Linked DNA regions of Mus musculus: region 1 is linked to region 2. Evidence: chromatin loops called from intact Hi-C (ENCODE). Cell type or tissue: heart. All regions are shown on one strand. Links, peaks and the distances in the headings refer to the core of each region. The heading gives the core; the rest is flanking DNA.

Region 1 (15,394 bases), core at 4,402-12,401, 360 kb before region 2:
GGCCATCTCACTTCCTTCAGAGTAGTGGAGCTGACATCAAAATCAGAAAGCTTGAGGTAGGACTTCACTTCTGACATTGATATGGCCTCAGACTATACACTGCTCCAAACAGAACACTTTAATGACACACAGGAACCATGAGAACTATCTACCCGGACCTTCAGCAATGACAAGGCTTTCTCTTCCCACCAAGGAGGAGTCCCACACACAAATGATTCTCATCTAGACACAGCTCTGATGCCCCATCTAACATACAAGAAGACATCCCCCAAGGCCCACCTATAAATACCGTCAGTGAGATACCTACCAGGATCTTGGCCCAGTTCACATCTCAACCCTGTAAGCCACATACTGAGCAGTTTCATGGTGAATGCTGAGCCATACTCGTTAGGCTGATGACAGCCATCCAGAGTTAATCCCACCATCGTTACATGATGGATTGTCATGGTTCCTCATGATTCCCATTGTCGTAGAGACAGATATTCTCTTTGCAACCTCTGATGAATCCACACCACCCACACCTGATCTTCTCCCATCCCCTTTGAACAGACTCCTCTAGAGACCAAGCCCTCAGCAGCAAATGCCCCTTCAATCCTCACCTCTTCCCTGTACATCCCAGACATCAGCTCCCTCTCCGTAAAGCATATCTGTCTCTGTCCCACAGGCCTCTCAAGCATGAGTAATAGTTGACCCCTCCATAACCCTGAGCCTCGTGGTCTGGAGTGGGGACAGAGACATTTGCTCTTCTACACTGTTTCTTCCAAGTCATTTCTCCTTCGTGCCTCATTGTGAGACAAGCAATCCCATTTGAAGTCACTTTACCCAACCTTCTCATCACTCACTTTGGTTTCTCCCATCCCTCATCACTTCATATACGGTAGAGAATGTCAACACTGGCTACTCCACCTTTCTTTAATTTCTCTTCTGACTCTGGATGAGTTTAGGCTGTAAAACACTGGGTTGGTCATTCAGTCCCTTTTATTCTTAACTCCAATAAGCTTTGACTTTACCCCAATGCAGCCAATTAATTACATGAAATAAATCACTAAGTCTCCATCAAGTAGTATCAAACAGAAAGCTGACAGCTTCTGCTTGTCCTTCTAATTGGTCATCTGTCATCTATACAAAGCTGTTTCTATTTACCAGGTATATACAACCTACAATGGAAGACCTGGCCATCAAGCCCTGCCTGGACCTTTTGGACTACCCAGCAGTAATAAATCATGACTGCTGTAAGCCGCCAAGTTTTTTGTGTGGTGTGGTGTGTGTGTGTGTGTGCACGCGTGTGCGTGTATATGTGTGTATGTACGTATGTACATGAGTGTTGTGCATGTATGCATACCTGTGCATGTTCACCTGTATGTGCATAAGTGGAAGACAGAAGTAGGCTTCCAGTATTTTCCTCTACTGTTCTCTGCATTCTCTCTGGCCATGGGGTCTCTCACTGGCCATGGGGTCTCTCACTGACCATGGAGTTCTCCATTTCGCTAGGTTAGGAAACCAGGGAGCCCCATCTACCTGTTTCTCCTTCCCACCTGAAAGTGCTGGGGAATGATTTTACATGAGGCTCTGGTTAACCTAGCTTTTTACTGGGAATCCAAACTCAGGTCCTTCTGCTTTGGACATCAAGCACTCTGCACGGAGCCATCTCCTAGGCCCATTGAGCCATTGGGCTTTAGATTGCTTTGTTACCCAGCAATAAAGAGATGCAATGCATTTTCAAAATGACTCTAAGAAAATATTATTCAGTATGGGTGTGAGGACAGTGAGGTTCCATAAAATCTTAACATGTTCAAAGGTGTGCAGCTATGGTGGATTCCAAGAGCCATCTAAGATGGAACTAAGCCCATGTCAATGACAGGACCCACATTCTTCCTTCTAGACACACAGTGTCCTGCTTAGTTAGGAGGTTCTGATGAGTCTGGCACCTGCTCAAATTCCCTGGAGCCTTGCCTTTGCTGGTTATTAAATCTCTAAAATGTTGCCCTTGCCTAGAAGCACAGAAGGAGAACAAGAGAGGCAAGAATTCTAATCAGCTTTGGAGATGTTGAAGTCTTCCAAGTGTAGGAAGCACCCCTCCCCCCCCCCCCCCAGCTTTGCTTTCCTAGCCATCCAACCTGGCTTGCTCTAGATACAACCAGCACTTGAGGCAGATCCGCAGAAGTAACAACTGGCTCTGCCAGGCCTTCATGGGATATCAGAGCACAACCAGAATCAGCTGTCAGCGGGCCTGCCCCACAGGCCAAACAAAAACCACACTGGCGGTCACATGTTTCCTTCATGCCTGTACCCCTCACCTTTTTCTCACCTCGTAGTTTTTGCTCTCTGCTTTATTGCTTTGGAATGCCCCTCAGATCATTATTATGGAATTAAATTTCCTCATTTAATTCAATGTTTTCCTCTTGGAAGAGAGTTTTATTTCCTGAGCTTGATGCTGGACAGTTTAGGAGATAATTTTATTTTTTGAAGACTCCCTTGTGTCTCCATGGTTAAAGGCATGACAAATTCACAGTATGCCCTACCAGTTATGGAGACTCTGCCTCAAGCCTGGATGGCAGAAACAAAGTGATTCTGCATAAATTTCAATCTGCACATTCATAGCAGGCAAGGCAGTGACCCAGTTCTGCTGGAATGGATGTTGATCCTTTAGGGCAAGGGATGAAAAGACTTGACATTAATTTTTCCAAGGGCTGAGGACATGGTGTCTTTGTGCCTTCGTGACTGAATCTGGAAAGGACTTTCTTACCTTAGTGTCCTTTTTAGCAGGATACTCCTATGTTGGTGGCTTAGTTGGGGGTTTCTATTGCTGCAACAAAACACCATGACCAAACCATAGATGTTCACGTTGCTGTTCATCACTGAAGGAAGTCAGGAAGGATCTCAGCAGGACCCTGGAGGCAGGAGCTGATGCAGAAGCCATGGAAGGGTTCTGGTTATTAGCTTGCTTCCCATGGCTTCCTCAGCCTGCTTTCTTATAGAACTTAAGACCATCAGCCCAGAGACCTACAATGGGCTGGGTCCACCCTCATTGATCACTGATTGAATAAATACCTTACAGCTGGACCTCATGGGGACATTTTCTCAACAGAGGCTCCTTCCTCTCTAGTGACCCTAGCTTGTGTCACCTTGGGACACAAAACCAGTAGGTACAGTTGGCATTCTCAATTCAGGTTCTCTTTTTAAGGGAATTTTTATTTTTATAAGCTGAAGTTGTCAGTGGCTGGGGAGGGGGGTCTACCTTCAAGAAACATTTCCTACTGTTTCGATGCAAAAGCACATAGTTTCTGTGATGGTCCTAATCTCTTTCCCACCTACAGATGCTTGCTGGCACCCATTCTGCAATGTCAGATACCAACCACGTCCGCTCACCTTCCCTTGCCAAACGCACACATCTCACATCATTCTGCTTCGAATCCTCATTTTAAATCTCAGCAAATGCAGTGAGCAATAAAGATGTCACCTCCTGAATATGAGGCTGTCTTGAAATTTTCACCACCCAACAGAATTAAACTATAACTTTTGAATTCGTCTTCGTTCAAATTTTCAGGACATTGGCAAAATACAGCCAGATTTTCCTACCATAATATAACATAAAAGGGGCCTCAAGCCCCCTTTCTGAGAAGTTACTGCTTCCATATCATGAAACCTTATGAGCATAGGTTATAGCATTCTAAGGTTTCCCTAGCTACAGTTCCAAAATCTACCATATTCCTCTCCCCACAAAAAATGTAATTAATCCTAGACCTAGAAAAAGAACTACTTAGAACCTTGATAAGCTTATTTTAAAAATGTGTACCCCCTATAATGATAGACTTCCCTCAATAGCATCATTTAGCACACCTCCTAAAGCATCTATCATCTTCTAGAATAGCGCCTCCAAGTGGGAGCCAAGTGTTCAAGCACATGAGCTTACGGAGGACATGTTACATATAACTCAAGACTTGAATGAACTGTGTATCTGAAAAACTCTGAGGACCTTACAAATCTTCCTAATCTTCTCACTGCTGTGCTATTGTTATTCATGTACGGATTCTTGGAGTATCTGTGCATATGATGTCTAGTTTATACATTTTTATGTATGAACCGAATAAGAGGATGCATGTCAATTCCTGAGAGTGGTGCTTGGAATCTGATATGTGCTCAGGAGCTAGTAGCTATTCTGATGGTCACGGAGGTGAGAGGGGAGGCGCAGTAGAAATTCAGAACAGTTTTAAATTCTAAGCTCTGAAGGAGGATTGCTTGTGATTACTATACACTGTTCAATTTCCTTTCACAGCACTGGGTGCTGACAGGAGGCTTTCATATAAAAGTCTTTCCTTACCATTTCAGCAAATTACAGATCCTAATGCCCATCAGCACCAGCCCAGAGATACAATAACTCCTAAGCTACAATCCCTACCCAGCTTTCCCTCAGAGAAATAAAATAGCTGTTGAGTATTGGTTCAAAGTCAAAGCCTGGCGTCGCTGAGTTTCCAGGAACTGTGGCATTGCTCCCTGCCTGAGGATTAATGACCAATGGTCCCATGCTGCATTCTTACATATGCTAGCTGGGCTGCTGACAGAGTACCTCCTCAAACATTGCCAGTTTACTCCTGAATGCATGTACTCTTCTCTCTCTCTCTCTCTCTCTCTCTCTCTCTCTCTCTCTCTCTCTCTCTCTCTCTCCCTGCCTCCCCTCCCCCTCCCTCCCTCCCTCCCTCCCTCTCTCTCTCTTTCTCTCTCTCTCTTTCTCTCTCTCTCTCTTTCTCCCTTCCTCTCTCAATATATAAAGTAGAAGCCAGGTTTACTTCGCATCCATACGATATCTCTCTCTTACTCGTTCCCCCCAGGTATCTCCGTCTTAATCTAAGAAACTGTACGTAGCTGTGCCAACCTCTAGTATCTGTCACCACTTCAGCGAATGCTGTTCATATATCCTTAGAGGTAAATGCCACAGCATGTCCCCATTCTTGCCACATCACTCACTGCCAGAGGTGAATGCTACAGAGTTTCAGGTAACAATGGTGGATAGAACAGATGTGTTTATCCCTGGTCCTTCAAAAGTCTCAATGAAAATATAGTAAACACTGTCTACAGACATTGTATCAATGGCAGAGAAGATACAGAAGAATTTGGTGGGTAAAAATCTAGAGATCTGGAAAACATGTAAGCCAGTAAGAACTCATTTAACAGACCTGAGAAAGCTGACTTCCAAGCCAACAGTGGGAACAACTCAAGAAGCTGACCAATTTGCTCTGCGGAGTCCTGGGTACCTCTCACCATCAAAGTGATGTAAAAAGAATTTACCAGCCATCAGTTGAAAGAGTACTCAAGACACAGGGAGACTTTTCAAAGTTTTACATCCTACCACTCCCCCAACCCAAGCAGAGGTAAGCTCATTCATTCCTTTACAAGAATAAAGCATATTTGAATCCTTAAATCATGAGCTTAGAATCAACCTAAGTGTCCAATGTGACCAAATAATTAAGCTTATTCACTAGGCTAAAGAAAAGAGAGTTTATAAGGTTAAAGAAAGAGGTCAGGAAGAATCTAGAAGTTTCTTCCCAATACTGATGGGCTTGAGTTTCTAAACTAGAAGGACACATTAAATGTTAATTCTTGGGCAAATGGATGTATCTGGAGGATATCATCCTGAGTGAAGTAACCCAATCACAAAAGAAGTCACTTGATATGCACTCACTGATAAGTGGATATTAGCCCAGAAACCTAGAATACCCAAGATGCAACTTCCAAAACACAAGAAAATCAAGCAGGAAGACCAACTAGTGGATACCTCATTCCTTCCTAGAATAGGGAATAAAATATCCATAGAAGGAGTTGCAGAGACAAAGTTTAGAGCTAAGACAAAAGGATGGACTATCCAGAGACTGCCCCACCCGGGGGGTCCATCCCATAATCAGCCACCAAACGCAGACACTATTGCATACACCAGCAAGATTTTGCTGAAAGGACCCTGATATAGCTGTCTCCTGTGAGGCTTTGCCAGTGCCTGGCAAATACAGAAGTGGATGCTCACAGTCATCTATAGGATGGAACACAGGGCCCCCAATGTAGGAGCTAGAGAAAGTACCTACGAGCTGAAGGGGTCTGCAACCCTATAGGTGGAACAACAGTATGTACTAATCAGTACCCCCAGAACTCCTGTCTCTAGCTACATATGTAGCAGAAGATGGCCTAACTGGCCATCATAGGGAAGAGAGGCCCCTTCGTCTAGCAAACTTTATATGACCCAGTACTGGGTCAAGAAGTGGGAGTGAGTGGTTAGGGGAGCAGGGCAAGGGGAGGGTATAGGGGACTTTTGGGATTGCATTTGAAATGTAAATGAAGAAAATATCCAATAAAAAAAAGAAAAATGTTCATAACAACAGAGCAAGTGCATGTTAGGGATAATCACCTCTAATTTCGAAGACAATATCAAGTTAAAGATACAATACTGAACATTTCAAAAAGAACTCTTCAGATTCAAGGTGAGTCTGGATCTCCCCATAGCTATTCTAGACGTGAACCGCTGCAGATGAAAACAGCCCTGGGTATCTGTAGAAAGGGTCTATGGATATAGAAAACATTACCTAAACATGAGGTGGAAGAAGAGTATTTCATGTGTGGAGGGTCTTGCTATGGCTTGAATCTCTTTTGTCCCGTAAAAGCTGACGGTCATTTTGGTCCCTGGAGCAGCAATGTGTGAGGTGGTAGAACTTTTAATGGATAAGATCTGGTAGGAACTACCAGAGATCACTGACGGGAGATGGCTCTCAGAAGTAATTAATAATATTCATCTAGGTTCTGGTAATGGTGAGTTGTTTTTAAAATAATAATAATAATAAAAGCTTTTTCAAAAGTGCAGACACTATTCAGTCCAGTCTAGCCTTCTATATAGCCGTATGGTTTCTCCTCATACATGTTGACATTATAATGTCATATAGCCGTATGGTTTCTCCTCATACATGTTGACATTATAATGCCATCCACTATGCAGTGCCATAGCCAAGAGGCCAAGAAGCTACTGGCACCTGTGTTCCTGAACCTCTAGAATTGGGGTGAATACCTCTGCCTCTTTTTTTAAAATAACACAATATGCAATCACAGGTGTTTTATTGGTACAACCAAAAGGTCACCTTTCTAAAATTATAAGGTGAACCTAGAAAAAGAATGTGAGGAAGCTTTGAAATAAGAATATCAATCTGATAGTGAAGAAGGGAGTCCCAGGGATGCAGGGAAAGGGGGTTTGAGTATAGTCGTGAAGTCAGACTACAGGTAAGAAGGGGAAAAAATAGTGCAGGGGAGAACAGCTCAGATGGGCACAGGATGGATGACCCAATGACACAATAGCATGCCTGATGTGAACTAATGCGCTAAGGAGAGGGTTAAACTATTAAGCAGTTTGGGATGAATTAATGACAGAAATCAAAGTGGTTACCAACTCCAAGTTATCCTGATGCCATTCACAACAACAGAAGTAATGGTGCTTTGGCTCTGAATAGAGTCCATGTAGATGGGATATTGCATTCAGTAAACATTAGCCTGAGCAGATTACAAGTGGAATAATGACTGTGCCAATGTGGGGATGATCAGCAAATGTGCAATAGCTGTCATAATTGGAGCTGAAATATACTGCTTAAAGTTATCCGTACACTTAACAGTATCACAAAGGTCATGTCAAAATAACCAATGAAAAGTGTTGAGTCTGCTCGTTCTAGGAAACAGGGAATCATGCGGGCTGGGAGTATGGTGGTTTTCAACTGGACTTTCGAAATTGTTTGATCCTGAAAGTTACTACATGTAAAACTTTGGTTTAAAAAAATATGGAATGAAGTTTGAAATGATCCTGCATCCACAAGAAATTAAAAGATTGATTTTACTGTGACTCCCTCTGCATTGTGCACACATACACACACAGAGAGCCATTTGGATGATCTATTCTGCGAAGCATCTAAAGGCATGAAAATATTTCAGGGAAGTGTTAATGATGGCCTGTACCAATCTGTCTTTTGTAAATAATTTATCAGTCAAGTATACTAATTAGAGATAGGAGAAGCAATTGACATAGCAGCCCATCAATCAACAGCATTTGCTGCTCATATATTGAATACAGCAATAGACAGTCAACATTCTGGAAACTGAAAAAAAAAAAAAAACAAGTATATGATATAGTTCCTGGCACTAAAATCTTATTATTCTAGGAAACATATGGGGCATGAACATCTATAAAGTTAGATGGCAGTCCAAATTTATAAATACCATGTTACCAAAAAAGTTAAAGTTATAAAATGATGCCGGTAACTTTTGTGAAAGCACAGAAATATTGTTGAGAAGAAAGATAGAACATGATGCAGGGAATGAACCTCTGCAAAGGAGGTCTGGAAAGGTCGAGAAAGATGGTCTGGATTTGAATGTGTGGGGTGAGATGGGAAGTCTTTAACACATGGACCCAGGAAAGCAAGAGGCAGTCTTGGTACCATGAGAAGACTGCGGGATCTAAGGAAGCAGGTATCTGCTCACCAAGATGCAAAGGCAGTTAAGTTAGATGCTGGCCTATAGAAAACAAGTTATTCAGAAGCAGGTAATCCTGTCATCTCTAGTGAAGCCAAGACTCCAGTCAGTTGTTCAGTGAAGATGTGTGTCCATCCTTTATTGGCATCAGCAAGTCTCAGGGAAGTTTCTGATCCATGTGACAGTCCAGAGTTCCCTGGAAATAGCAATTACCTGTTATCAAAATCACTAATCGGCATCACAGAGAATCTTCCATAAATACTAAAAATGCACTTAACAGTTTCTGTACGTCAATGAAGGCACAAGGCTGGGCCTTATTGGAGAAGATGTCCATTAAGGAGAAAGTTCAAACACACTACTTTGCCAACAGCCTTCCAACTAAGATAAAAGCTAGTTCAATTCAAACGAAGGAAAGAAAGAGATAAACAAGTTAATAAAACAAGCATTTTTTACATTTATGTAATGCTTAGATTTCTTTAATGAAAACTATATCTGTGGGATATACAAAATATCACCTGGTTAAATAAAAAGTGATGACAAGTATTTAAACTACAAATCTGTTTGATTTATAATTAAAACCCCTGAATAATATGTAAGTATACAATCTTCATGTCACAAAGATGTATCAATGCTGTATCCATCAAAGTCCAGAAGAGGGCAGCCAAGAGCTGCTCCGGTGGACCTAGCCCCATACCCACTTGGCACCACAAAGGTCAATCCGCCCTCACCCTCTGCACTGAGGAGCCCGGAATCAGCTTGTAAAGATGTAAAAGTTGGTGAAAGATACAGACGTGGGGAACGTAGGCCAAAGGAACCCAAGGCATATGAAGTGCCGGCCCAAGAACCATGGAAAAAACAGAATGGAAAATAGATATAAAGTAGCCGAGGGTTGGAGGAACACGTTTGTTTGTTCGTTTGTTTGTTCGTTCCGGAGGCCAGCAGCCCTGATCAAAATCTTCCCATGGCTCTCTGCTTCCCATCACAAAAGTTCAGCCTAAAACAAGGTCCTGCCATCATCGAACATTTTGGGGTTCACTGAGCTTTTCGTTACACGTTCGGGGTTCCAAGCAAACCACGGGTATTATTCCCTGTGACTTTCATTCTCTATGTCTTTATCTCTCCTGCTTCTTCATTTCTTCATCCAGACAGTAAGTCCGTGTCAATGACCAGAAGGAAGGAAACAGGGTGTAGCAGAAAGACATTCACCTTCAAAGCTTCCATGATGAGGCAAATGGGAATACACATGTCATGAGCTACAGAGAACATGTCAAGGAGGTTAGAAGCCAAATCCAGCTCCTAGAAAAGGCTTCTCAGAAGAGGTGGCAATCCCCCTGTGGTCCCCTGGCCTCTACTCTCTACATGTCTGATCCTTCAGTGCACACTGGACTCATTGGCTATTTTCATCTGCCTGTCTGCCTTTTCCTACTTTTTTTTCTCCCTCTGCCCTTTTAGAAATATGCCCCTCATTTTCATTCAGTAGAGCTTGATTGACAGCTACACAGCTCTGGCCAAATCTTGGTCCATGATGCGAGAAAGGTTGTTCAGGAAGTATGTCTCTAGACCAGTCAATCAGGTCTCTTCCCTGGACCCCACAGCCTCAATTAGGAATGAAGATAGCTCCCTCCTCCTCTAGACTAGATGAGTCTGCCTGAAGAGCAGAGACAGTTTCAGACACAGAACCATGTCTTTTGTCTCATAGAGTATCCTGAGATAATGAGCTGGAGACAGAGAAAACTGTGTGTGTGTGTGTGTGTGTGTGTGAGAGAGAGAGAGAGAGAGAGAGAGAGAGAGAGAGAGAGAGAGAGTTGACCCACTCAAATCCAAAAATTCATTTGTCCTGAGTTAGGGCTGTGCCTGTGCTAAGCTGCATAGCATAAACCGAGCTCATCCAAAAAGATACTTACTTGTCTTAAGTGGACTCAAAAGGCCAGAAGCAAGATCTTCTCCAGGCTCTGCAAAGACATCAAAGAACAGTGTCCTTGTGGAATTTATTAGAAGAACCTCATCATACTCCCAGGAGAAGACCACATACACAATCCAGACCAGAAGAGAAAAAGAAATGTGCCCTGCCTGGCTGTACTGTCGTCTCACCACATGGCTACATGCTCATCCCCAAAGAAAGCCCCTTGAAAATAAGGGTTGCATTTCTTTATTTCAATCCACTAGCCTGATTATTGGTTGAATTTCATTCGGTCTGACCACACAGGACAAAACAAAGCATGTGCGAGCGCGCGAGCGCATACACACACACCTCCTTTTCGTAGGACACATCTGTCTCGACCAATATTCTACCCTTACACTATCCTTATATGAAATTCAATTCCTCCTTGCCCTACTGCATCCAATTTACTTCTAGAAGATTCCAGAGTAACACAGTACAGAGAAACTTTCTAAGTACTACATACAGTAAATTAAATAATAGTTAAAGCAATCTAGTTTCAAACAAATATTGCTCAGCCCACCCCCATGGTCCAATGGCCCCACCCCTCACATGGCTGCATCTTTAATTGTGTGTCCGATGCTATTAGGTTTTGCTTGAGCTTCAACATCCATGCACAACAAGAAAAATTTACTCAACAGCTAGTAGATGCCGAGTGCTTTAAACACATGGAAAATATACCCAAGGGAAGAACGGGGACTTGTGATTTTGATGTGGCTTGGTTTGTTGTTGGGTTTTTTTTTTAACTGTGTATATTACTGCTTTTCCTTTATAAACACTTTTAGAAGAGGCTAGTGAAGGAATTTGGCATGTAATTTACAAATACATGTATATCTATTTGAGAAAGTGGAAAGTTGTATGTACATATATAATTACATATATCATTTCATGTAGGAGAAATTTCTGAATGTGATGATTGCAGACTCTTACGGAATATATGTTGGTGAATGAAGTCTAGGGTAAAATAACTTTTGTTCAACTTTGGAAACTACAGACATTATTAAATAATTGTCCCTTCGCTAAAATTCTCCTCTGCACTCACCCATTCACACACCAAAGTGAAAAACCCTGGCCTGCAGCCCTTCCCAGGCCTTCAGCCATTATCTCATCTCCACACTGCCTCCACAAAAGCCTCCTGAAGGGCAAAGGGGGACCAGAGGGAAACAGACTTCCCATAGCAGGTGTGCCCACCACTCCACCAGCTGGCAATGGTACCCCCATAACAGCAGGGGGAGAGGCTGTTTCCATTGGCAGTTTTAAGATAGCATTCTCTAAGGAATGTCACCTGTCTTCAGCATCCAAAACCTTGCAAGTAGTAAGTGAATGTTGTGTATTTGGACATGGTAAGAATAGATGAGGGGTGCCGTCCTCACTCATAGAGAAGAATACACACACACACACTCTCTCTCACACACACACACACACACACACACACACACACACACACCAGGCACTGTGCTTGGTTGCTGGTTCAGTTGTGTGTGTCCTACTTATGTCCCCAGCAAAACTTGCCTGTGTGCTGCTCACAAAAGTGTCTAGTATTACTGAGAAACTGAAACTTTATTTTAATTCAATTCGATGTAAAATTTTACAACATAAAATACAGCTATTGGAAAACTTGACGTCTGTCTGAAACAAAATGGGGGGAGAATGAATTTGTATGTTTTTCAGCTCTAAGTTTTATCAACCTGAAATACCAATTAATTTTTTATAAAAATATGTTGTCCAGTTGAAATGTCAGTAAAATTCACAGAATAGTCTGGGCGTTTCATGTAAACATGCAGAATATCTCATTCACAAGGTTTCTTCAGGTAATATGTACAAAAATAATAACATCTTGGATGTCTTGGTTACACTCAACCAAATTTATCAAAATTGACTTTGCAAGTTTCTGTTTCCTTTTTATAGTGTAGTAACTAGGAACTTTATCTGCCTGTGTCCCTTACTTTTGTGTCCCAGGGACCAAAATACCTTCTTACAAAAACAGGTTGAGAAAGATTTATTTTGACTCAGGGTTTCAACCCATCCTAGTTCCTGATGGCAGAAGCTTGCAGCTCGGTGGAGATTCCTCATGCATCACATGACAGTGACAGACAGACAGACAGACAAGAACAGCAGAAAACAGACAGGTGTAATGTATGAAGTCTTTTTCTTAATAACCCACTTCCCTCAGCCAAGTCCCACCTTCCAAAGTTTCTTCACTCCAAAAAAACAGTGCTGCCAGCTAACTAACAAGCATTTAAACCATGAACCTATGAGGACCAAGTCAGATGGAAACAAACCACATGAATCCTGTTTCTTTTGGATATTCTTATAGATAGCAGTCTTCCCAATGATTGCTCCAATTGTCTCTTGCATTAGGAGAACAGCCACCCCTGACAGGGAGTCTCTCCCAGAATCAACAAGAGAGCATCTCTTCTGGTTTTGTTCCTGTTGCTATGACAAAGCAACCTGGGGGAGGGCTGGTTTATTTGGCTTACAATTCCAAGTTACAGGGAAATCAAGGCAGGGACTCAAGGTAGCTTTTCATATCACATCAAAGAGCACACAGAGGATAAATCAACGCATGCTAACTTGCTCAAATAGCTTTTTATACTCTATTCAGTTCTGGGCTCACCCTATGAAATGGTGCCACCAACATTCAGGGTTGGTATTGACCCCCCCCCCTTTTTTTTAAATGCCTCACAAGTACAACCACAGATTAACTCTATCTAAGAAATGCCTCATTGAGACTCTCTTCTTGGATGACAAAATAACCATAAAGCATCCTCAGCAGAAACAACTCAACATTCAGAGGCCATGATAAGGGAGAGAGAAAGGTAGGAGTAGGAAGTGCACTTCTGATTCCCATCTCTGATACCAGGGTCCCAGCCAGTCATAGGATCCTTATAGACCCATAAATAGTCCTCTTGAGATCCAGGGATGAGAAATGCATGACCCTGGCCCTCCAGGGATATGTGACTCTGTAGAATGGTGGCATGCAGAAGCATCTAATTCACCCAAAGGAGAAAAGGGAACATGGACACAAGGCTGCAGTAACATCAGGCATCTCTCCAGCTGGCATATATCTCTGTATAGTGTGGTGGAGATCACCCCAATGCTGGTCCAGGTACGTGAGCTTTGGCATCCATTCCCTCTCTGAGCCTTGGTTTCCATCTGTAAAAGCTAAAAGGGTTAGAATAGCCTCTAAGAGTACAGTGACAGCTGTCTCTCTTCTGTGTCACATTAGCAGGCAAGTAGGGTTCCAATCAGATCTATGGCCAAGGCTTTATAGAAGTTCATTTCTATGTCTAGCTCCTTAGTCCAAGACAGTTGAACTATAGGGCAAACATTCAGTAAAGCTATACAGGAAGGGCTGCCAGAACAGGGTTTGGCTCAACAGCATCATTGAGTACTAAGTACAGCCCACTTTCCCAGGATGTATTTCCATGCCTCAGAGAGTCCTATTTCTCTTCCAGGAGGCCCTGAGTTGGAAATGCACAACATGGCCTTGGACACACATCACACATCATAAATGCCAACAGACCTGGAACATCTGGATACAGCTTTCCAGGGTTCAAGTGCCCTGGAGACTGGGTGAAACCAAGGGAGCAAGTAGAAGAGAGAGCCCTGCCATTCAACCCAGAAGCCCACAGACTCCCAGCTCTGATCCTGGATAGCCAACAACTCCCTCAGCCTCTTAGATGAAACACACTCAGACTCTGTGTGTGTGTGTGTGTGTGTGTGTGTGTGTGTGTGTGTGTGTGCAGGCATCAGGAACAGAAGGGAAACTTCACTGAGTGAACAAAGACGTTTTCACTTTCCCAAAGCTTACATCCAGTTCTAAGATAACAAAAAAGAAGTGTTGACCAAGTTTCCCACCAGTCACGAGAACTGGGGTGGCATTCTATCAAGCTAAGAAGAACAAGTAAATCCCAAGTATCTAAGAGGAGATGATCCAAGAGAGCCAGGCTGCCTCCTCTGGGGAACACTGAGTGTCTTTCCAGATGTCTTTTGGGGCCTCTTCAACAGCAGAAAGCTGACACTGCTATGCTCTTGGGACATAAAGGGTCTTCCAAATGACTCCATGCCTGGTTATCCCTCTACACAGCTCTTGAATTGTGACCATCAATAATGAGAGCAACGAGCTGCTACTCTGCCATTTCCCAGGCCTCTTCCCCACATCAGTCAGGAAACTTGTGGTTTTTCTCTTATCTCCTGAAAGCTGCCAGGCACTCTCTAAACTGGAAGGATCCCTAATGATCATGGTGTTTAGTTTCCTCTACTGTATCCCAGAGGCCTTTGCCACACTGATGAGCATTTATCAGCCCTTGAGTCTGCATTGTTGCAAAGCAGGACATTAAAAACCAACGTTTAAGTTGTTCTCTGTTTGAAAGTCAACTGAGATTCCAACATAGAAGAAGCTGTCCGCATCCTATCTCTGAACCAGGTGTGAGTCTGCCATGACTGCAAAGGAAATAATAAAGAATATAGTCTAGGGTCCCAATATATCCACCTACATGGCCTTGAAAGAGTTGGAAAGGTGGATAGAGGAACTAGACAGGGATCTAGGGAGAGAGCAGCCAGTCTTGACTCCAGTTCTCATGTGAGGGAGAGACTCTTTCTCCCCCATTCAAATCCAGACACTAGGGTCTCAGCAAGGCCTCCTGTGTGATCCCCAAGAGTACAGAGACTCGGGAGTCCAGTGTCAAACTCACTGTGAAAAATCTGAAGGGCCAGAAATGGCTGGGTGTTTGTACCGAGACCAAGGGTAGAGTGTTGAAGGACCTTTGATTCTAAAGTTTGTGGGGATAAAGGATGCCTAACAGTTTTCATGAACCAGAACTGACCTAAGATGCAAAGCAGCTTCATGTCAGGGGCTTGAGGGAGACCAGGTGAAACGGCAACAGAAGAGACTTATACCCTTGCTCAAGCAAATGTGCCCCAGTGTCAGGGAAGAGGGAGGTGCTACATGGATTGTCAACC
Region 2 (15,394 bases), core at 4,171-12,170:
CCTTGCTTTGTTTGTCCGCAATGAGTCCAGTAGCTGGGAGCTTCTCACCTCATCGCCACTCATTGTTCTTCCTCTTTCTTTAACTCAGTATTCTCAAATATTTATATTCCCAACAGAGAATTTTATTTTTCTGAATCTTCTCTCTCATCCAATTGAAATTCTCATTAGTATATTAAATTTATGCATTAATTTTGAAAGCTTAAAATCTAGTTTTGATAAAATACTAAATTTTAACTCTTGTAAAGGATTTAATTTAATACTTCTTGCTTTGTTTAAGGCTAATTAATTTTAATTGGCTTTTATAAGCTACAATTCTTTTAAATTACCTCACTAGTGAATCAAGTTAATAGCCTTGTATTCTTAACAAAAAGTGTGTGTTCTTTCCCAAAAGTGATCCACGTTCAGAACTCAGGTGTCATTATCCCAGATCCTCTTGACATACAGTAAGGCATCCTGATTCTTCTCAGTAGCATGGAGAGGCCCCTGCATAGCCCAGACTGCCCCAACTCCAGCAGGGACATGTGCACGTGACTGTGGACATTGCTCACAAACTCATGTGATCTTTTTTTATAGCTGCTTATCTCTGAAAATTCATAATCAAGTTAGCTCTGTGCCTGGATCCCCAACAGAGTGGGGTGGTGTGCCCAGCTTTGCCTTCCCTCTGTGTCCCCAGGACTCTGGCTGTAGCCTTCCCCTCTGTGTCCCCAGGACTCTGGCTGCAGCCTTCCCCTCTGTGTCCCCAGGACTCTGGCTGCAGCCTTCCCCTCTGTGTCCCCAGGACTCTGGCTGCAGCCTTCCCCTCTGTGTCCCCAGGACTCTGGCTGTAGCCTTCCCCTCTGTGCCCCCAGGACTCTGGCTGCAGCCTTCCCCTCTGTGTCCCCAGGACTCTGGCTGCAGCCTTCCCCTCTGTGTCCCCAGGACTCTGGCTGCACACTCAGACCTCACCTTAGCTAGCGTTTCCCCATACCTTCCGCATAGTCGGTTACAGACCATTTATCTTACCCCTTGAATGTGAGTCTGCGTCCCACTGTGCCCTCATTTTACGCCTCTTCCCTTACAAGTAGTTCCTAGTGCGCTGTCAACAGTGGAAATGCTCGGTAGTGACTAAGCAGTGACTCAGTCCTTCAGTGCTTGCCAGAAGAATCAATGAGGATAGGTAATTGATCGTAGTTTTGTTTTCCAAATCCACACCATTTACTTGATTCCCACCCCTGAAACACCTGGGTCTGTAGGCAGCCAGAGGCTTAGGAAGATTCTGTGGGGAGTGCCTCACCCAGCCCGCCTTAGAGCTGTGGGGACAGCAAGCTCCCGGTAAACACTCCACACAGAGAGTAGACTAACAATCAGCTCACAGGAAACTTCAATGTAGAAGAAGTTCAGAGCTTCATTTTTAATTGAACATGTTACTTTAATAAGAATAAACATTGTTTGTCTGCAGCCCAACTTCCAGTCGCCTGGTTTTCTGGAGCTGGGAGCTGGTTACCGTAACGGGGACAAGCTGCCACCTGCTCATCAGTCTGTCTCCATGGGCATATGGCGGTTGGGCCTGCTGTTTAAAAAACATAAGCTTAACCCATCTTAGCCCTGGATTCCAAGAGAGCACTGCCGTGCTGCCAGTTAGTCAGTTTCCAACCCAGTTCTACTTGTTGTGTTGGTAGTGCTCTGTGGGTGTCGGGTTACAAGATCACTGCACCTATTAAAGATTATGCTGTGAGGTCCTGACAGTCTGTGCTTCATCCATAGGTACAAATGAGAGATCAAGAAATCGCTGCCACAGCCAAGGACCTGGAAATAAGGCAGCTGGAACTCGAAGCACAAAAGCGACTTTATGAGAAGGTAGAAAGCAGCTCTCTCTGAAGGGAGGAAAGCGCTGCCCTTCAGCTGACCTGTGGACAAGGCTGGACCCCCTTGTGGTTTCTAGTATTCATTCTCTTTATCCTTTATGCAGAATATCGTGTAACTTAGCAAATGGCAGAATGCATATGTGTAATGCTTCGACTCCTGGTTCCCCAACAGTGTGGCCACATTTCCACGGTACCAGATTGAGCCCAAGTTTTGCCTCAAGATCTCACTCTTGCTGTTTGCTGAGCTCCCCTGTGTTTGTGTGACAGTGATTGAAAACACCCCTTTCCACCTGCTCAGTATCAGACTCCAGAACCCTCCCAAACCTGAAGTGCTGAGTGCTGAGTGCTCATATAGGAAGTGCTGAGTGCTGAGTGCTCACATAGGAAGTGCTGAGTGCTCACATAGGAAGATTCCCTGAACCTTTGGGTTTGAAGGAGCACAAAGCAAGAAATGGGAACTGCTTTAACCTAGAATTATCTAGAGTTAAGTCAGCAAACGTAGAGTTAAGGTATATATTTTATCATTGAAAGGAGCTGTTAATGCAAGTTTTTATTTGAGAAAAACATTTTGTTACTAAAGAGTATTTTGCAATTCTCTTTCTGGATGGCTGTAGATCTTCATAGTCAGCCTGTGTGGTAGCTGCCATTGAACCATACCTTATTTAAACATAAATGTTTGGGCTGGAGAGACAGCTGAGTGGTTAAGAGGCCTGACTGGTCTTCCCGAGGACACAGATTCAGTTCCCAGCACATACACAGCACCTACAAACCATCCGCACCTCCAGCTCCCTCCCGAGTGGAAGGACGGGTAATCTAGTGCCCTCTTCTGCCTCTGCAGGCTCTGTGTGTACACATGTGGTGTACATGAATACATGCAAGCAAAACACCTATACACATAACTAACAGTAATAAGTCTTAAATGTAAATGATTTATAATTTTTAGCAATAAACATCTTTATATATGTACCTTTTCTGCATGTAATTGAAAATGTTTTTAGCTAATTATTAATTAAGCTGTTCATAGGTCACTAGAAAAATAATAATTAAAAAAAAAATCTCCAAATCAAGAAGTAAGTCCAGGGGCCTGATCAATGGCACAGTGGTTAAGAGCACCCACATGGTCTCACTGCCATCTGTAACCCCAGCTCCAGGGCTCCAACCCTCTCTTCTGGCCTCCATGGGCATTGTATACACAAGGTTCACACACATACCTGCAAGCAGAATGCTCATGCACATAAAATAAAAATGTCTTAAAGAAAGAACTCCTGGGGGCTGGATTTTCATCGTTTAGTTTTAACACTAAGTAGCGTAGTGGTTGAGAGCATGGCTACCCTGCAGAGGACCAGAGTGAGGCTCTCAGCAGCCATGCCAGCTATCAGGTGGCTCACAACTATCTGTAACTCCAGTTCCAGGACATCTGAGGACACCTGCACTTCACACACGCACGCACACACATGCATCACGCATGCACGCACACACACACATGCATCACGCATGCACGCACACACACACACACACACACACAATTTAAATAGATCTTAAAAAGAAATAACTGCTGGGGCTCTGTGTACTGGTGGATGGAGCACTTGGTAGAAGACCCAGGCCCTGGGTTCAGCCCCAACACTGAACTAAAGCACAGCTGTGGGTGTCCTCAGCACCGGTCGGAGAGTTGGCTGGCACACAGTTTGTATTCTGCCTCTTTACCATAGATTTATCATCATGACGGTTGTTTGCTTTCCCTGTGCCCCAGCAACCATACCATTTCCTACCCCTGGCAACTACTGCTCTGGTGCCCTTGTCTATGGGTTTGCCGATCGTGGATATCCCCTATACATGTACCACCTATACAGCGGCTTCTGAAGTTGGCTTCTTTCACTTAGCATAATGTGCTATAGCATGACTCGGTGCTTTATTCATTTCAATGGCCAAGTAATGAAATGCCGTGCGATCTGAGAGCTTTGGATCTCTGCTGAGCGTTCAGCAAGGCAGCCCCACTTTCTGATTGTGCGAAGTCTCCCTGACAACAGAGAGCGTGGAACCTCTTAGGTCCGCGCACTCAGACCTCGACTCCCTCCTAACACACTCAGACCTCGACTCCCACCTTACACAGGTATCCTGCCGAGGCTGCTGGCTTTCAAAGGCTGATGGTGAGCTTGTGGGCAGGGTAGGAATGGACGGCTTCTCCTTGAGACATATTCCACAGCATGCCACACACCTTCTGTTACCTTCCAGAATTCAGGAGTTGATTCTGAGCATCTTTGCCATTCTCTGTGTTTCTATGGTAACTTTTCAGGGACCCTGAAGTTGTCAGCAAATCCACCCCTTTTTCTTTTTTTATTTTGACAATGAGAAAGTTACATTGACCTGGGGGCCTGAACAAAGCAAAGTCCCTTTGTGTTCAACAGGATCTTACTACAAGTCAAGAGGCTGTTGCCAAAGAAATCCGAGAAGATACAGATGCCCATAGGCGGAAAGCGGCTCTGGAAGAACACATGTTCCAGAAGCTGCTAGAGAACAGCCAGATGGGGGGCAGAAGGGCGCAGAGGGTGAGTCTGCTGAGCCCAGCTCACGTGTTGTGCGTGAGCTTACATGTGCCATGCCGTGAGCTTCGAGCTGGACTTCTGAGAGCACACATTTGAAAGTTTTTGAAGTTGCAGTGATTTCATTTATTTGTTTGTTAGTCTGGGTCCTTTGATGTCCCAGGCAGGGCTTTGTGTTCATGGTACTGAGTGCGTCGGTGATGTGCGTCATACATGCCCTGTGAGAGGACAGTGAGACATAGAGGAACGCATGGAAGAACTAAGTAAGGTCCACTTATTGTTCACTCCTGTGTTCTCTGGAATTGTCCCGGGCAACATAAAAGTTGCAGAATCCCCGGCTTTGCCAGGCGTATAGGAATTTCCAAGGCATCTTACCCAGTAACTCAGGATTGGAAACCCTGGCGTGAAATGAGGGGTTACGGCAGAGTTGAGGGTGCTGGGTATTGTTGAGGCCTTAAGGAAATATTTCCAGTTATTTTCTGCATTTCTTGTGAACTGCCCTTTCAGAAGTACCAGCTGAAGAGGGTTGAGATGGGACAAGAGACATTGAGGAAGAGCTTTCTCTGCTGTCCCTTTAACGTAATGTTAAGTGGGTGTGTCGCAGGCTGGCACTATTCTAAAAATTAGAACTGATGGGGGCACCCGTCCCTTAGCTGACTCCTCCGAAATACCATAGTGTTTTGTTTCTCTTCCCAGGTTCTGTACATCTGAAAAGGCTTTGCTTTCTAACTGCTTTCTCAGGGTGTTAAAACCAGAAGCCGTTGACTCTTACCTTTTCTCTAACCTGGAAGTTCTCAATGAAGCAGAGTCCCTGCAGGAGCTTAGTGCTGCTGTTGTGAAGAGGGGGTTTGGTTACCACCTAAGCTTGAACCGGCCTTGAACTTGCGGCCCTCTCCCCTACCCCTCGCCACACACACATACCACAGTCAGCTCTAAAAGCTTTTAAAAAGTACCAGCTGCCCTAGTGATGGGTTTGACTGGTTTATGGTGGGGCCGGGAAGTCAGTTTGTTTAAACACCCACCCAGGCTAAGTAGATTCTTGAATACAGCAGGTGGATGCCCACATCTTTCTGAAGTTTACTCTTTCTTAGGTGATGGAGGACAATTTGGCAAAGGCCGAGCAAGCCTGCCTGAATGCCGACTGGCAGATTCAGACTTTACATAAGCAGAAGTGTGCCGATCAACAGCGCAGCCAGGGCTACTATGACGTCGCCACTCTCCTCCGTGAGAACAGACGCAAAGAGGTCGAAGTGTTAAATGCAATGATGGAGGAGGAGGCTCAGAAAGTAAGGGAAGCTTACAGACTTCTGGCCAGTTGTTAAGCTAACCTCTTCCCATGCTGGCTGGGGACTGAACCCAGGGCTTTACAGACACAGGGCAGGCACCCTCCCACCGAGTTATGCCCCTAACCCATCAAATGATCAAAATATAACGGGTACTATTCAAGAACATGGTCTAATCCTGACGCTGCTTACAAATGATCCCATGTCTTATATTGGTATATACATTGTTATATTGTTGTTTCCACTTAGTGACTTTTGGGTTTGTTCTTGCTAACTTGATGTTATAATAGTACTGTAATACTTAAAAACAGTAAGAGAATTTAAAGGGAAGACACTGTAGCCAGTAGTAGGCAGACCCAAAGTAGCAGAGCTATAAGGAGGAAAAGGTGACAGACTGCCCTTGGGGTCATGGCTGTACTGACACTTGCCTTCCCACTCTGTGCCCTGCTGCGTGACCTTCATTCCTTACCACTGTGTCACTCACTCACTCAGTGATGCCGGAGTCACAGCTGTGTATCTTCTGGCTGACCCAACCACTCTGGAGCCTTAGGAAAGTGACCTGGGAGGTCCAGGCTTTAGGTGGGTAACATCGGTGCCCCCCTGGAAGCTATCACCTCATGGCCCTTTCCCAGGTTCACCTTTCTCTTGAGGGAACCTGTCTTTAGCCCTTTTATTCAAGGACAGGAAAGAAGGTTGAGGTACGGGGTGATACCCAAAATACTGACATCGTTAGCTATAGGAACATTGTGGGGGGAGCCCTCCCTTCAAGACAAGGATTGCTGGCAATGTGTCAACAGACTGTAAACTTTGGTGAAATTTACTTGAGGTAAAATAACCACTTGAGGGTGGACTGAGAGTCCTTGCGCGAGTGTCTCCGGCACAAATTGTGTCCAGCGTTCTGAGTTCTAATACTGCCTCTACTGTTGTATGGTCTTGGGAAAGCCGGATAATGCTCTGATGAGTGGAGGGGACATGATCTCTGCTGTCCTTTGGCCTCCGAGTTTGAGATTCTTTAAGGTTTGCATTTAATGAATTGGCATTTTAATCACAAAATGTTTCTGTGTAGCATTTCTGGATGTTGTAGATTCACTACTTAGTCATCCTGTGAACTCATTTTAAGATGGACTTTCTCATTTTATAGGGGGAAGGCTGGGCAGTAGGAATCTCTAACCTTTATGATTGATGTGTGTCCCAGAGCTGAGGGAAGAGGTCTCTGACTTCCCTCGTCTTTGTAACCTGGGCACAGCATTCATATTAGATGGAAAGGCATTCCCATGACTGGGAGGCCAGCTGAGTCTGCTAAGTCCTGGAACCTGGGACACAGTCGCTGCTTGCTGGGCAGAGTTGAGACTCAGCTTCCTACTTCACGTGCTAACAAGACCTGCCTCTGCCCTGGCTTCTCACGTGGCCATGCCGAGTCCACAGCAGCACCAGGGCCTGTGTGCTTCATCCTGTGCAGAGAGGCAGAAGCAATGGGGGAGCTACTCTGCCGGAGTAGTCTGTTTGCAGTGTCTAATGGTCTTTTTGTCCCGCGTGTGTGCAGTGGAAGGAAGCCGAAGAGAAGGAATTCCATTTGCAATCAGCAAAGAAAGCCTCTGCCCTTTCAGATGCCTCTCGAAAGTGGTTTTTAAGGCAGGAGACAAGTGCAGCTTTGGAGCATGAAGGTGAGTGTCTACAGGGTCTGCGCTGTTACAGATTCCTTAACATGCTCTTAACATGATAAACTACCACTCTCTTCTGTTGCTTTCATTCAAATTACGCTTGGGGGTGGGAGTAGGGGTGGGGGCAGTGAGAGGTACAGGGGACAGATGGTAGGCTGTAGAAGTAGAATTCATGAATATGGAGTTCTTGTTAAGAAAACACCCCTGAGCTGCGGACAGCGTTTAGCAATAGAGTGCTTGCCTCCCATATGAGAAACCCAAGCTCAGTCCCAGCATAGACCTCACAGGTAATAAACAAAGGAACCTCTAACGCCCACGGGACTGTCTTATTCCAGACGACTGTGGTCTTTGGTGCTCTCTTAATCTAGAATCTGCTTTGTTCCCTAAGAACTATTCGGATTTTAGTAAGGATCTATGCTTTGCCAAAAACAGTGTGCTCAGCAGCACAGGACCTTGCAGAACCTAACTTAAGTTTTAGGAGAAGGCTTACAACCATTCAACTGTAAAGTCAAAATTCTGTTGGGCCGGTTGAGATGAGTCAGTGGGTAATGGCCCCTGGTGCCATGCCTGGCAGCCTGTGTGGAAATCCCAGGACCTGTATGATGGAAGAGGAACGCCCTCCCCCAGTCATCTTCCCACTTCCATATGTGCAGTGTGGCACACATGTGCGTACACATGCACAAAATTCATACGACAGACAAACAAGTGTAATTTTAGATGAAAATTATAATTCACCATTCTAACGCAGCATACAGGTATGGGGAAGTTTTCTTGACTGCATATTGTACTGCCAGTCTCTTTATAGTATATGATTATTACCTTTAACAACGGCTTCCCTGGTACATAACTTCCCTCAGGGTACAGTTCGCCTGCTTACAGTGTACAGCCAGAGTATGTGTTCGTTGGTGTGGTAGTCTGTACCTGTGATGCAAGCACTCAGGAGGCTGAGGCTGCCGTGAGGTTCAGGCCTGTCGGAGCTGCATAGTGAGAGGTGAGGGGAGAGAGAAGGGCTGCGGCCACACAGGGAAATCTTCTTCCGCTAGAAATAGGACGTCCTGGGCTTCAGCGTAGTTGACCTTGAAAACCTTCTGTCTAGTTGTGAAAGCCAAACACGAAGGCCTGCATGCGCACTGAAGCCCATCCACGTGAAATCACCAGGGCTGGTGCATGTGTACGAAGAAGAGTAGATGGGTGATCGCCAGAAAGTGCTGGGGAAACGACTACTAAATGTCCCCAAATGAGTGAGGATGACTGTAATCACTTTTGATGTATCGATAACATTAAATTTCTCACTTTCAAAAGATGAACTGGCCAAATGTGGAGGCACATCCTATAATCCCAGCACTTGGGAGATAGAGGCAAGAGCATCAGAAGTTCAAGGCCAGCCTGCACAACCTGAGAATTTGTCTCAAATAGAAGGAAGGATATGATACATAAAGTATATATTAATAGAACAGTTCCTCAGAGATTAAAGACAGTGGGAGCCAACAAGATGGTGCTGCCGGTGAAAGTATCGTCCATACGTGCCTGATGACCTGAGTTTAATCCTCAGAAGTCACAGTGGAAGGAGAAGCAGCTCCTGAAAACCACGCTGCCCCTCGCTGGCTCAGCCTGTGTGCACACTCTTCCCACCACAGAGTAAGAGTAAATAACACAGTAACATTGGGAAACACGGTCATCAGATGGAGCCATTGGGCCAGGTTTCAAAATGCTACGTGTTGAAGAAAGAGCAGGGAGGGCTTAGCAGAAAGAGATGACACTTGGGACAGATGACCATGATGGAATGTAAGGGACCAAGGGCAGGGCAGGACCCTGGCCCAAGTTCCTGGGGTGAGCACAGCCGCTGAGATGTGTGCCTTTGGTTTCTCTAAGTCCAGTTCCGTCTTTATAAAGTGAGACGATTCTGGGCTGGGACCTTGAGTGTTGTTCCATTTATCACAGTGTTTTCTAGCCCCTGTCGTTTCTAGGCCTGTTGGAGAAACATGTATACATACATATTGAGAATGTTTTCTCTAGACTTTTTGTGGATTTATCACCCGTTGTTCCTCACAGAATTGGACGAGCGTAACCCAGCAGTGGTATAAAGCTGCGTGCTCTGTGGTGTTAAGGGAGCTGCAGCAGAGAGTGCATGTCCGTGGGTGGCTGTAAATGCCTTGGGCCAGGAGAACATGTGGCCAGCATCAGGAGTCCCAGCCACGGGACTGTGCACTGGGGCCTGGCTCGGGTTTATGGGGGATGAAGACAGCCACAGACAATAGGGTCTCTTGTGCTAGGCCAAGGAGTGGGGCCCAGACTGTTACCAGGCTATTCGACCAGCTGCATGACACAGCCTAGGGAGGCACTAGGACAGGTTCTCCTCCTGCACCGAGCTCCAGGCCAGTGCTCAGGAGTCGGGGAAGCAAGGGAGCTGGTGTGCACTGTTGGTTCCTTTTGCATTTTGTGGTTTATGTGATATGAACTCATTAAATAAGTATTAGTTTTTAAAAATAAATGGTCAGAGTTGGGGAGATGGCTCAAGTAATCTCTGAGCCACCATGAAAACTGGAATTCCCCTATCCAGGTAAGTGTCAGGAGGGCATGGAAGATTGCTTGTAATCCCAGCTCTCCAGAGACAGAGACACAGGAGCCCTGGAGCAATCTGGCCAGTTGGACTAGCTGAATTGGGCAATGTCTGGGTTGTAGTAAGAGCCTCAATATAGAAAGTGGGCAGCAGACTCCTGACATCAGTGTCTGTCCCCCATATGCACATGGACATTCGTGCCTGCACATCCACATAGCCACACATTAAAAAGTGAGCAGTCGCCTCTGAAGCCTTAAAGAGCTGAGGGAAGGAAACATCAGGCTGCAGCACAGAAAGCGCAGGCACGTCCTCTGTGCTCGCATGTGTGATGGGGAGGGAGCATCTTTCAATAAACTTCAGGTTGCTTTAAGTCCACACATGCAGAACTGCATTGGTGGTGACGCTCTGATGCAGCAGGTGCAATAACGGACTGAGCGGAGCAGGGCTAAAGCAGAGGCCAGCCTAGCTTCACAGACGAGCCTGCTCAGCCAATGCTTGAGATACTGCTGTAGGCAGAAGGCCAGTACTTGGCTGAGCAGGAAAACATCACTGAACAGCCTCTGGAGGTGACAGATTAGACAGGATAGTGGAGGCCAGGGCAGACAGATCTCAGCTCCGGAAGGGTGGGTAAGAGGAGCCAGGGCCTGGCTTGTGGTTCATCTGCTGCATGGCAGTGGTGTCGTCCCCTACACTGGGACATTTGGAGGCTGGCAAGCTTGTCACATGGCTCCATTCCCTCCCTATGTCAAGCTTTTTGATGATAGAGATGGTGATGATGCAGGTGAGGCAGATTCCAAAAGGCCTTGTTAGCGTGCGTGGAGCAGTGGGAGTCAGGGCTGGGGGAAACAGCTGAAGGTGAGCACGGTTTTGTTGATGCTTATGTCCATGTGTTTCACTTTGTACTGAGTGCATGGCTATAGCAGGGTTCTCTCCATCCACTACACTGTCCTGCAGATTCACTCTAGAAGTCGAGTTTGGCAGCAGGTGCCTTGCCCTGCTAAGCTTCTGCTCAGCCCTGTGTGGTTTTCATGGTGAGGGTGCAGGTAATGAGCAGAAGGGCGCCTTTGGTGTTCAGGATCACCCCTGACCTCTTCTCTTGCGGGAGTCTGGAGCCTTGTGTGTGCTGGGCAAATGCTCTCCCACTAAGCGATGCTTCTGTCTGGCCCCTGGTGTCTATGTCTTAGCTATTTGATGGCCTTTTGTTTTAGCTGAAGATGTTCTGAAAAAGCCATTAGCAGAGTTTCTGTGCAGCTCTGGATCCCTGACACCGTGTTTCTTCTTGTGCTGGAATGGCCACAGTGTTCTTCCCAGAACAAGAACGTGATGGTAACCATCCGTGCAAGTGTGAGTTACCGAGCACTGTCTGTCGGTAATAGAGGATTTCCACTCACTCTCACACATCCTTTCTCTCTCCTCTTTATGAGCAGAAATGCCTTGGTTGCAAAGGCAGTACATGGACTCAGCCTATCTGCCTCAAACCTCACGATTACATGATGTTTCTGACATGGACCCCTCAACACACAGTAAGTTGATAAATAAGGACGCCTCTATGTTGTTTGACATTTCATACCGTTTAAGCAGAGTGGAGATCAGCAGAGGAGGTAGAGCACATGTGCTTTCCTAGGGCACTGTCAGTAGGGAATCTAAAATGGGGCAGTGGGAGCCTCCCAGCTCTGCTGGGGAAGACAGGATGAGGAGCAGCCTCACGCACGGGTCATGTGACTCCATTTCTTTAGCCCCCAGATAACAGGCTTAGACACTGACTAGACTAGTAATGTGGTTCCAGCATGCCCCACCCTTACCCACCTGAGAAAGGTCAGCAGGTTGACTGGTGGCTGTGAGAGACTGGCTAGGTGACCCGTGATCAAGGGGTCACTTGACTTGTGCCCAGGGCAGGGCTGAGATCGTGAGTTGGCCCTTGAAAAACTAATCATATTCCAATAGAGTCGGTAAGTCAGAAAAGGAGCTGGTAGGTGACTGTAGATGCAGGCCTGTAATCCCAGTCACTGGGCAGGCTAAGAAGACAGGTCCAGGCCAGACCAGCCTGAGAGCCTAGTGATGCTCAGGATGAAGGGGCTGGTGATGATGCTCAGGATGAAGGGGCTGGTGATGATGCTCAGGATGGAGGGGCTGGTGATGATGCTCAGGATGGAGGGGCTGGTGATAGGCTCAGTGTGGGGCCAGGGTTATCACAAAAAAAAAAAAAACATATGTATGTATGTATGTATATATGTATTTATATATATATACATATGTATATATGTGTACGTATATATACATAGACACACATATATATACATACACATATACATATATACATAATTTTTTAAATCTAATAAGGAGAAGACAAGAAAACTATTAGACTTTTAACTGGCTTTCCAATAAAGCTATTGTCTAGATAAGGCGAAATTTGACTCTTTGAGAGGTCTTTTGAACTCTCTTAGAAGAACAGCCTTTTATACAAGATCCCCAGAAGCAAGCTTTATGAGAACTGTGACTAATGGCAAATCATGAAACTCCACTATCATGTGAAGTAGCTTTGCTGAGTCCTGTTGGGCACATCTGTAAGTTCTGTGCCAGAAGGGTAATTAAGCCTTGTCCTTTCTCCAGACTTAAATATTTCTTTTGATAGACAAGGTTCACTGTCTTACTCAAGCAGCTGGAGCAGCCCTGTGCCTCCAGCCTGCACCGGGGACCCCACACCCGGTACACAAACACACACACACACACACACCTGGAGCTGTGCACACCCAGATAATCTGCACTTCAGAGGGGTAGGGAGGAACCAGGGTTATTTGGCAGCAAATGAAAGCGGAATGGCTGCCTGCTTTGGGGGACGAAACCTGTTTTCAGAAGCTGAAGCCATTTAAATGTGTAGGGGCACTCCCTCCATCCCACAACATGGAGCAGTATAAACTCCAGCAGCCTGCTACTTTAGTGCTGACCTGGACTCCCCCACGCTACAATGGTCCTGTATTTGGGGGCACTCCTGACCTGGAGTCTGTCTGTCCTCCTTTCCGTTGAGTAGCGTGGCAGGATGTGTGCGGCCCTGAAGAGCTCAAAAGTCCCATTGGCTGGGGATGAAACCACAGAGGGCCAGGTGATATGGTTGGCGTTTTGTTCAAGAAATTTTTTTTAATTTGTTGGTTTTGTTATTGATTATTCTAACAATTGCACTGAAGATAAGTACTATATTAGTGCATCAGAAAACTCAGCTGCTAATTATAAATTTTATTTTCCAGTTTTTTCAAGAAATTATCCAACAGAATGGAACCACATGGAACACGACCTTCTCAAGAACGTGCGAGATCTTCGCAGGAGACTCACAGCCCGGGCTCGGAACAGCTGTCGGCACCCTCATCTTTTGGTGACATAAAAGACAGTTTACCATTAAACAATCAGAGATACCTTTTTTAATCAATGGCATTGATTTTTTTTCAACTATTTATTCTAATTTTTTATAAAGATCAGCCTTTTGTATAGAGAAATATGTCTATAAAATTATGTTTTCTATTGAATTATAATGCTTTGGCTTGTAAAGGGCTTCTGGAATCTTTCACAATAAAGATTTTTGGAAACTATCAAAGCTGAACTGTCTTCTTTGCTTACAAAGACCAGCACAGACTTCTGATGAGATGAGGTTTATTTTAAAGATAAATGAAGAAATAAACAAGAAGACTCAAGTCTAGGAGACTGCAGAGTGAGTACAGGGACAGGCCCAACCAAGCCTGATGACCCGAGTTCCCAGGCTAGCCCACAGGCCAGAAGGAGAGAACCAAGCTGTCCAGCTGCCCATCATAAGCAAATACCCATGTGATGTCAAACTGCAGTACCGGGATTGCCTGAAGGGCCCATTTGTGTTCTGTGCTTCAGGACTGTTGGGCCTCTTGCTGTGACCCCACCCACCCCAGCCCTGGCTCCAGCTCAGCTTCTCCAGTGTCTCCTGCCCTCTACTGACAGTAGCCAAGAGTGACTGCCTCTACCCATCCAGCTGCTGCCTGGGCCTCCCTTTCATCTCTGAGGGACTTGCAAAGATTCAACGTGTATCTGAAGTTCCTAGCCCAGTGCTTGGTATATAATAGATGTGTGGTACTTTGCAGTAATTCTGTTTTCTGGGGTCACTCAGAAGAATCTTGCTGTAAACCAAATTCATCTGGAAAATGCTCTCCATTATCCACAAAGAATCATAATAATAAGACACCACCTGTCTTTGTGCAAACATTGGTTTCTCAGAAGTACTTCCTCAGCCTGGACCTTTCCAGCCATTACAATAGAGGCCGTTGATGGTGTTTTGCCCCAGAAATAGAGGACATAGAATGTAGAAGGTGGTGAGTACTTTAGAAAAGGAGCCTGAAGGCCTAAAAGCACTCAAGTTCTGGGGGCTGGAGAGATGGCTCAGTGGTTAAGAGCACTGACTGCTCTTCTGAAGATACTGAGTTCAATTCCCAGCAACCACATGGTGGCTCACAACCAGCCGAAATGAGATCATGAGATCTGGTGCTCTCTTCTGGTGTGTCTGAAAACAGCAACAGTGTACTTACATATAATAAATTAAAAAAAAAAAAAATCACTCAAGTTCTAAAACGCTGTGGTTCCACCTGCCATAATCAGCTGTGTATTGCAAACATCATCTCTTAAGTCCTTTAAAAGAAAAGGATTTATCTGTGTGTATGTGTGTGCCTCTGTGAGTTTGTATACACTACATGCATGCAGGAGCCCAGAGAGGTCAGAAAAGTGTGTCAAATCCCATGGAACAAGAATTAACAAGTGGTTGTGAGCCGTCATGTGAGTGCTGTGGACCAAACCCAGATCCTCTGCAAGAGAGTGCTCATAAGTACTGGGTCATCACTCCATCCCTTTTAGGTCCTTTCTGGCTAGAATTTAGACCTACTCTAATTACCTTTGTAAGTGTGTGTGTCTGTGTGTGTGTACACACTCACTCGTGAGTGTGAACATGTATGGCCTTGGACATAGAATTGTAATATCTCATTTCTTTAATTTAATATCTCATTCCATCCCTGTAGCAAAAGGCATTTAAGAGTACACTTGCCCAAATGAAGATGGTTTTCTGTAACCTTGAACTTTTCCACCCTCGCACAAGTTCCAGAAATAACAACTCTGAGACTGAATTATTTATGAATAATTGCCTTTGGCCAGTAGCTTTGGCTTGCTTCCACTAGCTTAAAACTCAATTAACCCATTTCAACTAGTCTAAGTCATACCACATGCCTGGTTACCTCTCCTTCACTCTCATGCTACCGTATTCCTCAGAGTTTGAGCAAAAATCCTTGCCTCACCTCACTCTAGCCCAGAAGTCTGTACCACAACTCCCACCTCCCTATTTCTTGTCTAAGCTAATAGGCCAACAGCGTTTTATAGACAGGTGATGCTTCCATACGTTGCACAAGAGAGTCTCTCTACATTTTCTATTGCATTCTCTTGTTTTCTGAGTGAAGCAACCACATGCTCTGAGTTGCCATCTCAAAGGTTCTCATGTTTAATTAAA

What was found. Peaks named below come from ENCODE experiments on the same cell type or tissue, not always from the same donor. Only the 100,000 strongest peaks of a DNase experiment are listed, where the experiment ranks them.
Region 1: it touches region 2 in a loop (2.6-fold over the local background); 4 of 42 quality-filtered maps call a loop at or near these places.

Annotation. Positions count from the first base shown.
Region 1 is chr15:57,591,591-57,606,984 of GRCm38, forward strand. It overlaps Gm35682 (a long non-coding RNA gene), which reads right to left. Exons shown (of 4, transcript XR_384108.2): 2 at 10,395-10,442; 3 at 8,500-8,686. It overlaps Gm35771 (a long non-coding RNA gene), which reads left to right. Exons shown (of 5, transcript XR_384110.4): 5 at 1,147-1,237. Among named protein-coding and RNA genes, the nearest start is that of Gm35771, 20 kb to the left of the region's middle. In heart, for the core only: a CTCF peak has its summit at 9,145 (motif pointing right); no DNase peak of the experiment used is centred there; H3K27me3 peaks cover 592 bases.
Region 2 is chr15:57,956,594-57,971,987 of GRCm38, forward strand. Tbc1d31 (TBC1 domain family, member 31) reads left to right here. Exons shown (of 21, transcript NM_001081396.2): 17 at 1,744-1,836; 18 at 4,250-4,390; 19 at 7,211-7,331; 20 at 11,316-11,411; 21 at 13,131-13,475. The coding sequence ends at 13,264. Among named protein-coding and RNA genes, the nearest start is that of n-TMcat16, 12 kb to the right of the region's middle. In heart, for the core only: a CTCF peak has its summit at 8,984; a DNase peak (open chromatin) is centred at 10,378; H3K27ac peaks cover 875 bases.